Linked DNA regions of Homo sapiens: regions 1 and 3 are each linked to region 2. Evidence: chromatin contacts called from ENCODE Hi-C data. All regions are on one chromosome and are shown on one strand. The core of a region is the stretch at or near the end of the contact, and the rest is flanking DNA. Distances in the headings are between cores, read along the strand shown. Region 1 holds the start of CBX3 (chromobox 3). Region 2 holds the start of FKBP14 (FKBP prolyl isomerase 14). Region 3 holds the start of SKAP2 (src kinase associated phosphoprotein 2).

What was found. Hi-C counts contacts between places; a loop is a spot of excess contacts on that map. Pooled maps may share reads with other maps.
Region 1: a map of natural killer cell shows a loop between it and region 2 (11-fold over the local background). The contact joins the promoter of CBX3 here to the promoter of FKBP14 in region 2. A Hi-C loop is called at or near these places in 2 of 168 maps with a recorded cell type or tissue (naive thymus-derived CD4-positive, alpha-beta T cell and natural killer cell), 1 of 37 single-sample maps with no recorded cell type and 11 of 50 pooled maps.
Region 3: a map of CD8-positive, alpha-beta T cell shows a loop between it and region 2 (18-fold over the local background). The contact joins the promoter of SKAP2 here to the promoter of FKBP14 in region 2. A Hi-C loop is called at or near these places in 2 of 168 maps with a recorded cell type or tissue (CD8-positive, alpha-beta T cell and naive thymus-derived CD4-positive, alpha-beta T cell), 1 of 37 single-sample maps with no recorded cell type and 9 of 50 pooled maps.

The regions. Positions count from the first base shown.
Region 1 is chr7:26,200,074-26,204,611 of GRCh38, reverse strand. CBX3 (chromobox 3) reads right to left here and starts at 2,867. Exons shown (of 6, transcript NM_016587.4): 1 at 2,786-2,867; 2 at 1,590-1,641. The coding sequence starts at 1,613. It overlaps HNRNPA2B1 (heterogeneous nuclear ribonucleoprotein A2/B1), which reads left to right and starts at 3,866. Exons shown (of 11, transcript NM_002137.4): 1 at 3,866-4,040. The coding sequence starts at 4,035. RefSeq lists a silencer at 2,163-2,982 and enhancers at 3,923-4,312, 3,478-4,450, 4,423-4,538, 4,451-4,538.
Region 2 is chr7:30,023,619-30,028,075 of GRCh38, reverse strand. It overlaps FKBP14 (FKBP prolyl isomerase 14), which reads left to right and starts at 1,374. Exons shown (of 4, transcript NM_017946.4): 1 at 1,374-1,764. The coding sequence starts at 1,568. It overlaps FKBP14-AS1 (FKBP14 antisense RNA 1), which reads right to left. Exons shown (of 3, transcript NR_187577.1): 3 at 835-2,689. RefSeq lists an enhancer at 969-1,118.
Region 3 is chr7:26,863,147-26,867,584 of GRCh38, reverse strand. It overlaps SKAP2 (src kinase associated phosphoprotein 2), which reads left to right and starts at 2,995. Exons shown (of 13, transcript NM_003930.5): 1 at 2,995-3,222. The coding sequence starts at 3,156. RefSeq lists an enhancer at 2,428-2,757.

The sequences.
Region 1 (4,538 bases), core at 1,618-4,117, 3.8 Mb after region 2:
GCAAAAGGGCATTTCAAGCTATGCAAGCATATAGGTAACACATACACACACACAAAATAAAAATCCCCTGAAATACAAAAACATGCAGCAAACACCTGACGTTTTTGGATACCATTTCTAAGTCAGGTGTTATGATTCTCATTAGTCAAGATACTTGAGTACTGGGCCCAAACAGCTTTCTGCCACTGTACAGTACAAGAAGGTAGGAATAATGGTGGGAGGAGCAAAGACAAACTGTAATAGACAGAAGTGTATCAGATACCTATACTACATGAAAAACAAAACAGCTACTGCCACAAAGGGAGAAGGCTAACAAAATAAAGTCAACAATAAATACAGAAAATGAAAAGGATACACACTAAGGTTTACAAAAAAAAAAAGGCAGACAAAATGCCATACAGTATTCATTCACTACTATGGCATTCATAAGCTAGTTTCAAATGCTCACTATTTTCTTTTATAGTATATATTTGCCTTAACCCAGCACTTTTTTCCAAAAGTGGATGAGTCAAAATAAATTTCCCATTATTTAAGTGAAATTAACAGCACACATATCTCACAACACTAATGAATTTTTAAAATGGAAAGTTAAGAACTTTTAAAGTGGCCAACCTGTGATCCTTCACAAAATAAACTAAATACAATAACAGACCCCAAAGGCTATCAATTGCGTGCAAAAACAACTTCTGTTTTCCAGGGTAAACAGAATCTAATGCAGAATCTAATGCAGGGTAAACAGACTTAATGCAGAATCTAATGATGGCACAAATTAAAAATCACTAACGTGCCCTTTTTAGTGTGAAACCCAGAGAGAGCACATACAAGCCAAAAACAAATGCTTTATTTTACCTAGGAGACATTAACATTCACCTTTACGTGTTTAAGATTAATGCAATGTTAAATATTGTGAAAACTGTAACTTTGAATTTCATGATTTTTATGTGAATATTCCAGGGTTTAAAAAAACTTGTAACATGACATGGCTGAATAAGATAAAAAAAAAATCTAGCCTTTTCTCCCTTCTGGCTCATATTTGCGATTTCGATCATTTTGTTTAAAAAACAAAACACTGCAATGAATTAAACTTAATATTCTTCTATGTTTTAGAGTAAGTTAAAACAAGATAAAGTGACCAAAGTAATTTGAAAGATTCAATGACTTTTGCTCCAACCTAGGTGCACAAGGTACCTTGTTCTTTAAATTGGGCTTTAATGAAAATACTTCTCCAGAATTCTGGGGATTTAAGAAAAATTATGCCAACCAACAAGGGCTTTACCATTTTATGTAACATTTTTCAACGCTGCAAAAATGTGTGTATTTCTATTTGAAGATAAAAATCCTCAGCAAAATCCACATTGCACTGTCCTTCAAAGATTAGCCTTCTTTGAACTAGTTAAGACACTATTAAGCCAAGCCAGTATCTCCCTGTAATGAATTCGTTTTTCTCTTAATTTTCCCCTGTAATTTACACTGGGAGAGCTGGGAAATATGTGGATGTAAATTTCTCAGCCACAGAGATGCAAAGTTATACTGTGGGGAAAAAAAACTTGAGTTAAATCCTTACATATTTTAGGTTTTCATTAACTTACCAATGTAGTTTTGTTGGAGGCCATTTTTTATTGCAGACTTGAAGAGCTATTACTAGAAAAATGCATGACAGTTAAGGTAAGTTTGCATGACACAAAAAAGGTAACTAAATACAAATTCTGTTTGGATTCCAACCCCCAAGTAGAGAGCGCACATTTCAAACGTGAATACAAATCCAGAGTAGATCTGCGCTCCTACCTACATTGCTTATGATGTACTTAAGTACGTGTCCTAACCATGTGAGTCTAGAAAGACTTTACTGGGGATCCTGGTACCTAAAACAGCTTCACATGGCTTAAAATAGGGGACCAATGTCTTTTCCAATCTAAGTCCCATTTATAATAAAGTCCATGTTCCATTTTTAAAGGACAATCCTTTCGGTTTAAAACCAGGCACGATTACCCAAACAACTCACAACGGTAAAGCACTGTGAATCTTCTCTGTTCTGCAATCCCAACTTGGTTTCTGCTCAGAAACCCTCCCTCTTTCCAATCGGTAATTAAATAACAAAAGGAAAAAACTTAAGATGCTTCAACCCCGTTTCGTGACACTTTGAAAAAAGAATCACCTCTTGCAAACACCCGCTCCCGACCCCCGCCGCTGAAGCCCGGCGTCCAGAGGCCTAAGCGCGGGTGCCCGCCCCCACCCGGGAGCGCGGGCCTCGTGGTCAGCGCATCCGCGGGGAGAAACAAAGGCCGCGGCACGGGGGCTCAAGGGCACTGCGCCACACCGCACGCGCCTACCCCCGCGGCGGCCACGTTAACTGGGCGGTCGCCGCAGCCTCGGGACAGCCGGCCGCGCGCCGCCAGGCCTCGCGGACGCGGGACCACGCGCCGCCCTCCGGGAGGCCCAAGTCTCGACCCAGCCCCGCGTGGCGGCTGGGGGAGGGGGCGCCTCCGCCGGAACGCGGGTGGGGGAGGGGAGGGGGAAATGCGCTTTGTCTCGAAATGGGGCAACCGTCGCCACAGCTCCCTACCCCCTCGAGGGCAGAGCAGTCCCCCCACTAACTACCGGCGCTGGCCGCGCGCCAGGCCAGCCGCGAGGCCACCGCCCGACCCTCCACTCCTTCCCGCAGCTCCCGGCGCGGGGTCCGGCGAGAAGGGGAGGGGAGGGGAGCGGAGAACCGGGCCCCCGGGACGCGTGTGGCATCTGAAGCACCACCAGCGAGCGAGAGCTAGAGAGAAGGAAAGCCACCGACTTCACCGCCTCCGAGCTGCTCCGGGTCGCGGGTCTGCAGCGTCTCCGGCCCTCCGCGCCTACAGCTCAAGCCACATCCGAAGGGGGAGGGAGCCGGGAGCTGCGCGCGGGGCCGCCGGGGGGAGGGGTGGCACCGCCCACGCCGGGCGGCCACGAAGGGCGGGGCAGCGGGCGCGCGCCCGGCGGGGGGAGGGGCCGCGCGCCGCGCCCGCTGGGAATTGGGGCCCTAGGGGGAGGGCGGAGGCGCCGACGACCGCGGCACTTACCGTTCGCGGCGTGGCGCCCGGTGGTCCCCAAGGGGAGGGAAGGGGGAGGCGGGGCGAGGACAGTGACCGGAGTCTCCTCAGCGGTGGCTTTTCTGCTTGGCAGCCTCAGCGGCTGGCGCCAAAACCGGACTCCGCCCACTTCCTCGCCCCTGCGGTGCGAGGGTGTGGAATCCTCCAGACGCTGGGGGAGGGGGAGTTGGGAGCTTAAAAACTAGTACCCCTTTGGGACCACTTTCAGCAGCGAACTCTCCTGTACACCAGGGGTCAGTTCCACAGACGCGGGCCAGGGGTGGGTCATTGCGGCGTGAACAATAATTTGACTAGAAGTTGATTCGGGTGTTTCCGGAAGGGGCCGAGTCAATCCGCCGAGTTGGGGCACGGAAAACAAAAAGGGAAGGCTACTAAGATTTTTCTGGCGGGGGTTATCATTGGCGTAACTGCAGGGACCACCTCCCGGGTTGAGGGGGCTGGATCTCCAGGCTGCGGATTAAGCCCCTCCCGTCGGCGTTAATTTCAAACTGCGCGACCGTTTCTCACCTGCCTTGCGCCAAGGCAGGGGGCGGGACCCTATTCCAAGAGGTAGTAACTAGCAGGACTCTAGCCTTCCGCAATTCATTGAGCGCATTTACGGAAGTAACGTCGGGTACTGTCTCTGGCCGCAAGGGTGGGAGGAGTACGCATTTGGCGTAAGGTGGGGCGTAGAGCCTTCCCGCCATTGGCGGCGGATAGGGCGTTTACGCGACGGCCTGACGTAGCGGAAGACGCGTTAGTGGGGGGGAAGGTTCTAGAAAAGCGGCGGCAGCGGCTCTAGCGGCAGTAGCAGCAGCGCCGGGTCCCGTGCGGAGGTGCTCCTCGCAGAGTTGTTTCTCGAGCAGCGGCAGTTCTCACTACAGCGCCAGGACGAGTCCGGTTCGTGTTCGTCCGCGGAGATCTCTCTCATCTCGCTCGGCTGCGGGAAATCGGGCTGAAGCGACTGAGTCCGCGATGGAGGTAACGGGTTTGAAATCAATGAGTTATTGAAAAGGGCATGGCGAGGCCGTTGGCGCCTCAGTGGAAGTCGGCCAGCCGCCTCCGTGGGAGAGAGGCAGGAAATCGGACCAATTCAGTAGCAGTGGGGCTTAAGGTTTATGAACGGGGTCTTGAGCGGAGGCCTGAGCGTACAAACAGCTTCCCCACCCTCAGCCTCCCGGCGCCATTTCCCTTCACTGGGGGTGGGGGATGGGGAGCTTTCACATGGCGGACGCTGCCCCGCTGGGGTGAAAGTGGGGCGCGGAGGCGGGAATTCTTATTCCCTTTCTAAAGCACGCTGCTTCGGGGGCCACGGCGTCTCCTCGGCGAGCGTTTCGGCGGGCAGCAGGTCCTCGTGAGCGAGGCTGCGGAGCTTCCCCTCCCCCTCTCTCCCGGGAACCGGATTTGGCGGCCGCCATTTTCATGGCTCGCCTTCCTCTCAGCGTTTTCCTTATAACTCTTTTATTTTCTTAGTGTGCT
Region 2 (4,457 bases), core at 125-2,624:
AATAACAGGGCGTAAAGAGATTATTGGAATTTCAGGGTAGAATACTATGAGGCCAGTGTAAACAGATGTTGTCCAGACTCTAAGGTCTCACTATGGAAGTGTTGATCTACTGACCCGGAGCACTGACATCACCTAAGAGCTTGTTAGAAATGCAGAATCTTGCACCCACCCCAGACCTCCAGATCAAAATCTGCATTTTAAACAAGATCTTCAGGGGGATTCCTATGCACATAGAGTGCGGATATGCACTGTGTTAAGGTTATTAGACCAGAAAAAATGTTAACTACAGATTAAGTGGAAAGAGGAGGTGAGAAAAGACTACAATACGATTTAAATCGCTTTAAGTATATGTCACAGAAGCATGCACCAAAATATTAAGAGGATTGTTTGCGGCTGGTGGTGGTATCGGCGAGCTTTCTTTTTCTTTAAAGTTGCCTGATTTAGTAAATAAAAATGCAAAACCATTATTCGTTATGTATCTGAAATTCCAACTTGATTCGACTCCCCAATATTATCTGGAAATCTTACTTTAGTGCTTTCCAATTTCTTCCAAAATGACTTCAATGAACATGCATTACTTTTGAACTTAGGCAAAAAATGTAAAACTAGAAAATGTAAACTACGATGAGGCTGTGTAATTCGTAACCATGATTACCATTTCTTCTTTAAAGCGGAAGTCTGCAAGTCGAAACTCATTATTTACCCTGTAAGGTAACTTAAGGGATAAATTATTAGCAGCCATAACATGACGTGGTGCTGTGGAATGAATCAGACCTGGTTTGAAGGCAGAGCTCATTTGCTTCGGGGCCAAACAACCTTAAGCAGGACAGTTAATATCTCCTGGTGTAAATTTACTTCTCTTTTAAATGGGAAAAAAGAACCTGCCTTACTGGGTGTAGTGAGGTTCATGCAACGGGAACGCGCTTTGTGAACCCTCAAGCAGTATGTCAGTCTTTACAGTTTATAAGCAATAGCAAAATCCTAGGATTGTGGCATCTTGGGGGGCCGCTCTCCAACGGCGAGAGTAAACGAGTCTTTCCTGGAACCCCGAAGATTTCATAGGGCCCCGGGACTCTTCCTACGTCTCTCAGCAGGGTTCTTCACAGAGATAAATCAGCCGGAGGAGTTTCCGGTTGGCTCTGCGCCCCGCCCCTCTCCCAAAATCCACGCTGGTTGAATGCTGAAATCCACCGGGCTCTAGGACCACAAGGGATGATCCGCCGCTTGGCAGCTGCCCGGCTCTACCGGGCTGTAAATTCCATCGTTGCAGCGTCATTGGCTTGAGAGCTGCCTGAAGGACAGCACCAATAGCCAATGGGAGGCTGCTATTCCCAGGCGGCCGCGTTATAAGAGCCAGTCAGGCCGGCATTTGGGCTTAACTCTTTAAAGGTAGGTTCGTGACCCTTGAGAAAAGAGTTGGTGGTAAATGTGCCACGTCTTCTAAGAAGGGGGAGTCCTGAACTTGTCTGAAGCCCTTGTCCGTAAGCCTTGAACTACGTTCTTAAATCTATGAAGTCGAGGGACCTTTCGCTGCTTTTGTAGGGACTTCTTTCCTTGCTTCAGCAACATGAGGCTTTTCTTGTGGAACGCGGTCTTGACTCTGTTCGTCACTTCTTTGATTGGGGCTTTGATCCCTGAACCAGAAGTGAAAATTGAAGTTCTCCAGAAGCCATTCATCTGCCATCGCAAGACCAAAGGAGGGGATTTGATGTTGGTCCACTATGAAGGCTACTTAGAAAAGGACGGCTCCTTATTTCACTCCACGTAAGTAATTATGCCCCGCAGGTAAAATAGTAATTAAGAATCCACTCACTTATGCCAGCTCTCCAGCAGGAAAGGTGGCCTGTACCTGGTTTTGCCTCTTTTACAAAACCGAAATATCTTATTTCCTTCTTTGGGAAAGGAAATTGTTTAAAGCCAGTTTTATATAGCGAGCGAGGCCTTTGAAGGTCTTGTTGGAAACATGTGGTCTGGAAAAGGCTGTTAATTTTTTTTATTATACAAATTAGAACTAGAATCTTTGAAATATTGCAGAAATATATCTGGGTGTATAATTGGCCAATAAGTAGAAAAAGCCCAAAAGAATTCTCATATCTCAAACTCCATTTCTTAAAGAAAATGACTTGATTCCATTTTTAATGTGGTGTAGGTGATGTTCACCTAAAACTTTTCACAGCGACTTCAAAAGCAAACTACACTATCACTTATTTGCCTGTTGAAGGATATACTAATGCCGTTTCACTGACCTACTTCTTTTGTTCTGACGAATGGTATTTTGGTCAAGGCACAGGACCATGATTTCAGTCATTTGCTTCTTTCTAGAGAGTCAGACTTCATTGATGAGGTGGGTGTGGTTTTGGAAGTCTAGGTGAAGGATTTTCAGGTGGTTACACTATCATTTCTGTTCTATAAACGAAGAAATTGGAACATGGAAATGGTTTACAGCCTAATGATTTTCAATTAGGCATCGGTTCCATTCATTCCATTATGACAGTATTTAGTGAGCATTTCCTTGATGTTAAGCCATGTTCTGGGTGCTAGGAAGATTCAGAAATTTTGGCTTCTAATCATCTTCATCTATTCATTAGTCTGTCCATCTATCAAACTCTTATTGAATGGTCACAAGTCAGGTCCTGGAGACGCAAAGATGGCTAGAAGCAGGTTCTTGTCCTCTAACAGTATACACCATCTACAGGTGGGAGAAAGACAAGTAAATAATGCAATGATATAGGGTACAGAATATTCAAAGTGCTAGCAAAGCGTAACTGGGCCTGAAGTAGTTAGGCTCCATGGGGTGGGGAAAGGGAAAGACTTCCCAGAGACCATAATTGAAATGAACCTTGGAAGATGGGTGGAGGTTTCCAGGGGGAAAGTAGGGAAGGATGTTGTAGGTAGAGGGAATAACATGAATTAAAACAGTAAATCTTCATAGCCCATCCTCCACCTGATTTTCTAATAAACTGCCTTTACTGGGCATTCAGACCTGGTCTGTCTTGAGGGTTGGGGAAATGAATGGGGCTCTTCTCTAAACTGTTAGCCCTGGGAAAAAGTTCCAGAAAAATGGCTTGCCTTAGAATTCTCAACAGCCCTTTCTTCTTGTCAACTAGGTGAGTGCCACGGTGGATATTAAATGATGTGATTTGCATTTTGAAAATTCAGTTATATTGTTATTTTTAGTCTGATCTCTTTTAGACTCAGCCTGACTTCTTTCAGATTTCTGAACCAAAAACCTGTGCTGACTTTGGTGGTAGCCATGGAATATTATTTAGCAGTTTGCTACTAAGTTCTAATACCTGATGAGGGGACTGTTATCATGCAGCCTCCATGTAAATGGTCAGAAGCTGCTAACTGTAAACTTCATGAAGAAATACCATCAAATTGGCTGGGCGTGGTGGCTCACGCCTGTAATCCCAGCACTTTGGGAGGCCGAGGCAGGCAGATCGCGAGGTCAGGAGTTTGAGACCATCCTGGCCAACATGGTGAAACCCCGTCTCTACTAAAAATACAAAAGTTATCTGGGCGTGGTGGGCACCTGTAATCCCAGCTACTCAGGAGGCTGAGGCAGGAGAATCGCTTGAACCCAGGAGGCGGAGGCTGCAGTGAGCCAAGATTGCGCCGCTGCACTCCAGCCTGGGCAACAGAGCGAGACTCCGCTCTGAAGAAAAAGAAATACCATCAAATGATCAGTTTGTAAGCACGTTTGCCATCTCTAGAACCATAGCCTATGGGATAAATTGCTTAGCCCTAAGAAGAACTGTGCTAAAATTGTAGTCAGTGATGAGTAGTAGAATGTTTCCTGCTTCTTTTTTCATTTCTAGCCTTCCCAAATTTTCTACAGTTGGCATTTTGTTACTTTGATCATTGGGCAAAATTACAGGAAAAAATGGCATTACCCAGATTTAGTAACCATGGTACTCATGAAGCGTAGTACAGTGACTTCTTTTTCTCACCTACAAGATATCCTTGAATAGAATATTTTCCTTATTGCACTGAAAGGGAGCTAGGTAGGGATCAGGCATTACTCAGCCCTTAAGCCTCCCTGTATGTAGTTCGGCAGGTTGGTTTTCCTAGGCTAGACTCTCTTCAACTCATGAGCCAGGACATTCTATTTCCCTCGTCCCCAGTTGATAGGGTTCCGCTATGGCCCCACCCAATTCTCATCTTAAATTGTAGCTACCATAATCCCCACATGTTGTGGAAGGGACCTGGTGGGAGGTAATCGAATCATGAGGGCAGGTTTTTCCCATGCTGTTCTCCTTGTGATAGTAAATAAGTCTCACGAGATCTGATGGTTTTATAAAAGGCAGCTCCTCTGCACACTCATTCTTGCCTGCTACCATGTAAGACGTGCCTTTGCTCCTCCTTTGCCTTCCGCCATGATTGTGAGACCTCCCCAGCCATGTGGAACCGCGAGTCCATTAAACCTCCTTTTCTTTATAAGTTACCCAGTCTTGAAT
Region 3 (4,438 bases), core at 1,746-4,245, 3.2 Mb after region 2:
ATATATGTGTGTATATATATATATATATATTTTTTTTTTTTTTTAAGATAGGGTCTCATTTGTGGCCCAAGCTGGAGTTCACTGGCACAGTCATACCTCCCTGTAATCTTGAACTCCTGGGCCCAAGGGATCCTTACATCTCACCTTCATGAGTAGCTAGGACTACAGGCACACACCACCACACCTGGCTAATTATTCTTTTTTTTTTTTTTTTTTTTTTTTTTTTTGTAGAGATGGGGTGCCACTATGTTGCCCAGGCTGGTCTTGAACTCTTGGCCTCAAGTGATCCTCCTGCCTCAGCCTCCCAAAGTGCTGGGATTACAGGTGTAACCCACCATGGCCAGCCATGAAATGTATTTTTTAAATAAGACTTGAAAGTTGAAACTACTCTTTGATCCATGGGCAGCAGAATGGATGTGGTACTAGCAGGCATGAAAACATTAATCTTCTTGTATATCTCCATCAGAGCTCTTGGGTGACCAGGTGCATTGTCAATAAGCAGCAATATTTTGAAAGGCATCTTTTTTTCTGAGCAGTAGATCTCAACAGTGTGCTTAAAATACTCAGTAAATCATTCTGTAAACAGATGTGCTGTCATCCAGGCTTTGTTGTTCCACTTATAGAGCACAGGCAGAGTAGATTTATCATAATCCTTAAGGGCCCTAGGATTTTCAGAATGGTAAATGAGCATTGGCTTCAACTTAAAGTCAGCAGCTGAAATAGTTCCTAAGAAGAGAATCAGCCTGTCCTTTGAAGCTTTGAAGCCAGGCATTGACTTCTACTCTATAGCTACGAAAGTCCTAGATGGCATTGTTTTCCAATAAGTGTTGTTTCATCTACACTGAAACTCTTTGTTTAGTATAGCCACCTTCATCAGATATCTTAGCTAGATTTTTTTTTTTTTTTTTTTTTTTTTGAGATGGAGTCTCGCTCTGTCGCCCAGGCTGGAGTATAGTGGCGCAATCTTGGCTCACTGCAAACTCTGCCTCCTGGGTTCACGCCATTCTCCTGCCTCAGCCTCCCGAGTAGCTGGGACTACAGGCGCCTGCCACCACACCCGGCTAATTTTCTTTTTTTTTTGTATCTTTTTTTTAGTAGAGACGGGGTTTCACTGTGTTAGCCAGGATGGTCCCGATCTCCTGACCTCATGATCCGCCCGCCTCATCCTCCCAAAGTGCTAGGATTACAGGCATGAGCCACTGCACCTGGCCTTAGCTAGATCTTTTTGATAACTTGCTGCAGCTGCTTCACCAGCATTTGCTGCTTCACCTTACAATTTTATGCTCTGAAGATGGCTTATTTCCTTAAACATCATGAACCAACCTCTGCTAACTTCCAACTTTTCTTCTGCAGCTTCTTTACCTCTCAGCCTTCGTAGACTTGAAGAGAGTTAGGGCCTTGCACTCGATTAGGCGTTGGCTTAAGGGAATGTTATGTCTGGTTTGATCTTCTATCCAGAACATGAAAACGTTTCTTTACCAGCAATAAGCCTCCTTCGCTTTCTTATCATTCGTGTGTTCACTGGAGTAGCATTTTTACTTTCCTTCAAGGACTTTTCCCTTGCATTCACTACCTGGCTGTTTGGTGCAAGAGCCCTAGCTTTTGGTCTGTCTCGGCTTTCAATATGCCTTCCTCACTAAGCTTAATCATTTCTAGCTTTTGATTTAAAGTAAGCTTTTGATTTAAAGTAAAATGATTCTTTTACTGGAACACTCAGAGGCCATCGTAGGGTTATTAATTGGCTTAATGTCAATATTGTTGTGTCTCAAGGAATGGGGAGGCCCAAGAGAGGGAGAGATATGGAGGAAGGTATAGGGTTGGTAGAGCAGTCAGAACACACACATTTATGGATTACAGTCGCTGTCTTATATGGGTGCTGTTTGTGATGTCCCAAAGTAATTATAATAGTAACTTCAAAGATCACCATAACATATACAATAATAATGAAAAAGTTTGAAATATTGTTAGAATCACCAAAATGTGACAGAGACATGAACTGAGCACATGCTTTTGGAAAAATGGCGCCCACAGATTTGCTTGATGCAGGGTTGCCACAAACCTTCAATTTGTTAAAAAATGCAATATCTGGGAAGCACAAAGATGTATGCCTGTTAAAGGTTTTAAAGAAGCCATTTTTTTTAAAAGAGAAAACTTTTAAGAAGCTTTACAGATAGAAGACAGTAAGTATTTGTTGACTAAATGGTCAAGTTGGAGTGAGCAGATTTTATAATTTTATTCTACTAACCACCACCAGCAATTTTATTTTTGATGCTTGTAGATGGACAGTGGTGCCAATGTCTATTCGGCCTTCTGTTTTTTTGTTTTGTTTTGTTTGTTTTTTCCTGCCAAAGGACGGTGCTTAGAACTTCCCAGTCTTCCTTGTAGTGGGGAAAATCTGTCACCCCAAGGATACGAATTAGGTAGAAAAGTAATGTAAGAGCCAATCACAACGCGCGCTCCGGAGCGGCTCCAGACTGGCTTCGCCCGGACGACTGGCGGAAGACGAGACTTCGTTACCTCCGTTCAATCGGACAAAGAAGGCCATAATAGTTTAGGACAAGAGAAAATTCCTTGTGGGTTAAACTGCGGTGGGACTGACTGTTACGCAGAAGGCGTAATCGCAAAACTTGTATACACTCTGTATCATGGATACATTATTTTCTGGAATCCTGCAGAAACGATCAGCAGTTGTGATGGCACCAGTACCGAAAATGGCTGTAAGGCGCTCCGGACGCTGGATCAGGTGACGCAGCATCAGGTGACGCAGCCTCAGTCCGCCCCCTTCCCACCAGTGGCTCCTCCTCCTGCTTCCCGGCGTAGCGGTGGGCGTGGCTTGCCCACAGGCTCTTTCTTCTGGGGCCGGGAAAACCGAGGAATACACATGCGCAGTTGGACCCCTCAGGCCCTTCGTGTCCCTTCCCACCCATCTCCCCGCCCCGGCCCTCTGGGCGGGGCTGGGCCGACAGTCCAGCTGCAGCTCGCTGGAGATTCAGTGACTTCCTTGTTGTGAGCCCCGGCCCGGCAGTGTCCCGACTCGTAGCCCCGCTGTTCTTAATCCGGGCCGCTAGCCTGAGTCTAGGTCGCAGCCGCAGCCCCACCCCGTCGGTCACCTTTTCAGCGCAGGTCCTTTCCCCGCACGCCCTGCGCTCCCTAACATGCCCAACCCCAGCAGCACCTCCTCTCCCTACCCCCTCCCTGAGGAAATTAGGAACCTGTTGGCAGGTAAAGAGCGGGAAGGCGGCGATAATGCTGTCGGGGCGGGGGCGAGGGAACGGTGAGCCGGTGGGGACAGAAGCATTCAGAGCCCTTATCCTCCCTCCCCGCGCTTCCCACGTCTTCTAGCCAGTGGGGTCGGCACAGGGAGGAGAGGAGAGGGGTTGTTTTGTCTCAGAAAGGGAGTGGACGTGTGTGTTGAAATTTGGTGCGGGGATGGTGGCGAAGCCCTTTTTGGTGATCTACACAAATGGGATCAGGACGTTTCTATGTGCATTGTGAAGACGGTGTGTGTGTGTGTGTGTGTGTGTGTGTGACAGAAGGGCGGGGGAGGAAGAGTGGAAGAGGGAGAGAGAATGATAATGATAATGAATGCTGCGTGAGCAAGCAGAAGGGAGCAGAAGTCAAATAAGTAGTTCTTGGGTGGTCTGGCCAATGGAGGTAGAGGATGTAGAGATGCAAAGAGCTGTCAGAGCCACAGGTGTTAGGGGTTATGGGGTGAAAGAGTTTGTCATTTCTAAAACTCCCGTTTTTCTTAAACATTCAGCTCACTCACGTTTAAGACTTTTGAAGAAGGTCTGGTTCTCAAATGGCCACTTGTCCCCAGCCTCAGTAATATATTAAAGCAAAAAAGGAAGGATATGTTAAAGTTCTACTTCCTGTGTGACACGATGAAAGTACTTCATCTTTGTACCCTTATCTTCCCTTTTTCAGTTTTACATTACCATTTATAGGAACTTATTTTAGGAGCTAAAAACGTGGTTCTTCAGTAGCATTATGAATCCACTACTAGTTCATTAATTTACTGGATACGGAGGTGTGTATGTTCACTAAGAACCAATAATTTATATTTCTGTACAAGGTAGAAAATATATGTTTTTAAGGTAGCACAAATCTTACCTATCTCAATGTTCTGGAATTTCAACCATCATTTATTTTGTCTTGTGTACGTCAGAATTCTGGAAACTGAATTTTGATTTTTAGTTTTAGATGTCTATAAAATATTTATCTCTCAGTATTGCTTATGAATAACTAGATTACAGATTGCTTATTCTAGCTCTTAAAAAGCAATGTCATCTAAAATGTGACATTTGATGACACATTTTATATGTTACTCCTATAGCAATGTGAGTCCAAATCTCCTAATATTCTGTCATTCAATTTTGGTGCTTGGCATTATTAATATGGTAGTGTAATATTAAGTGTATGAATGTAGACTTATGTT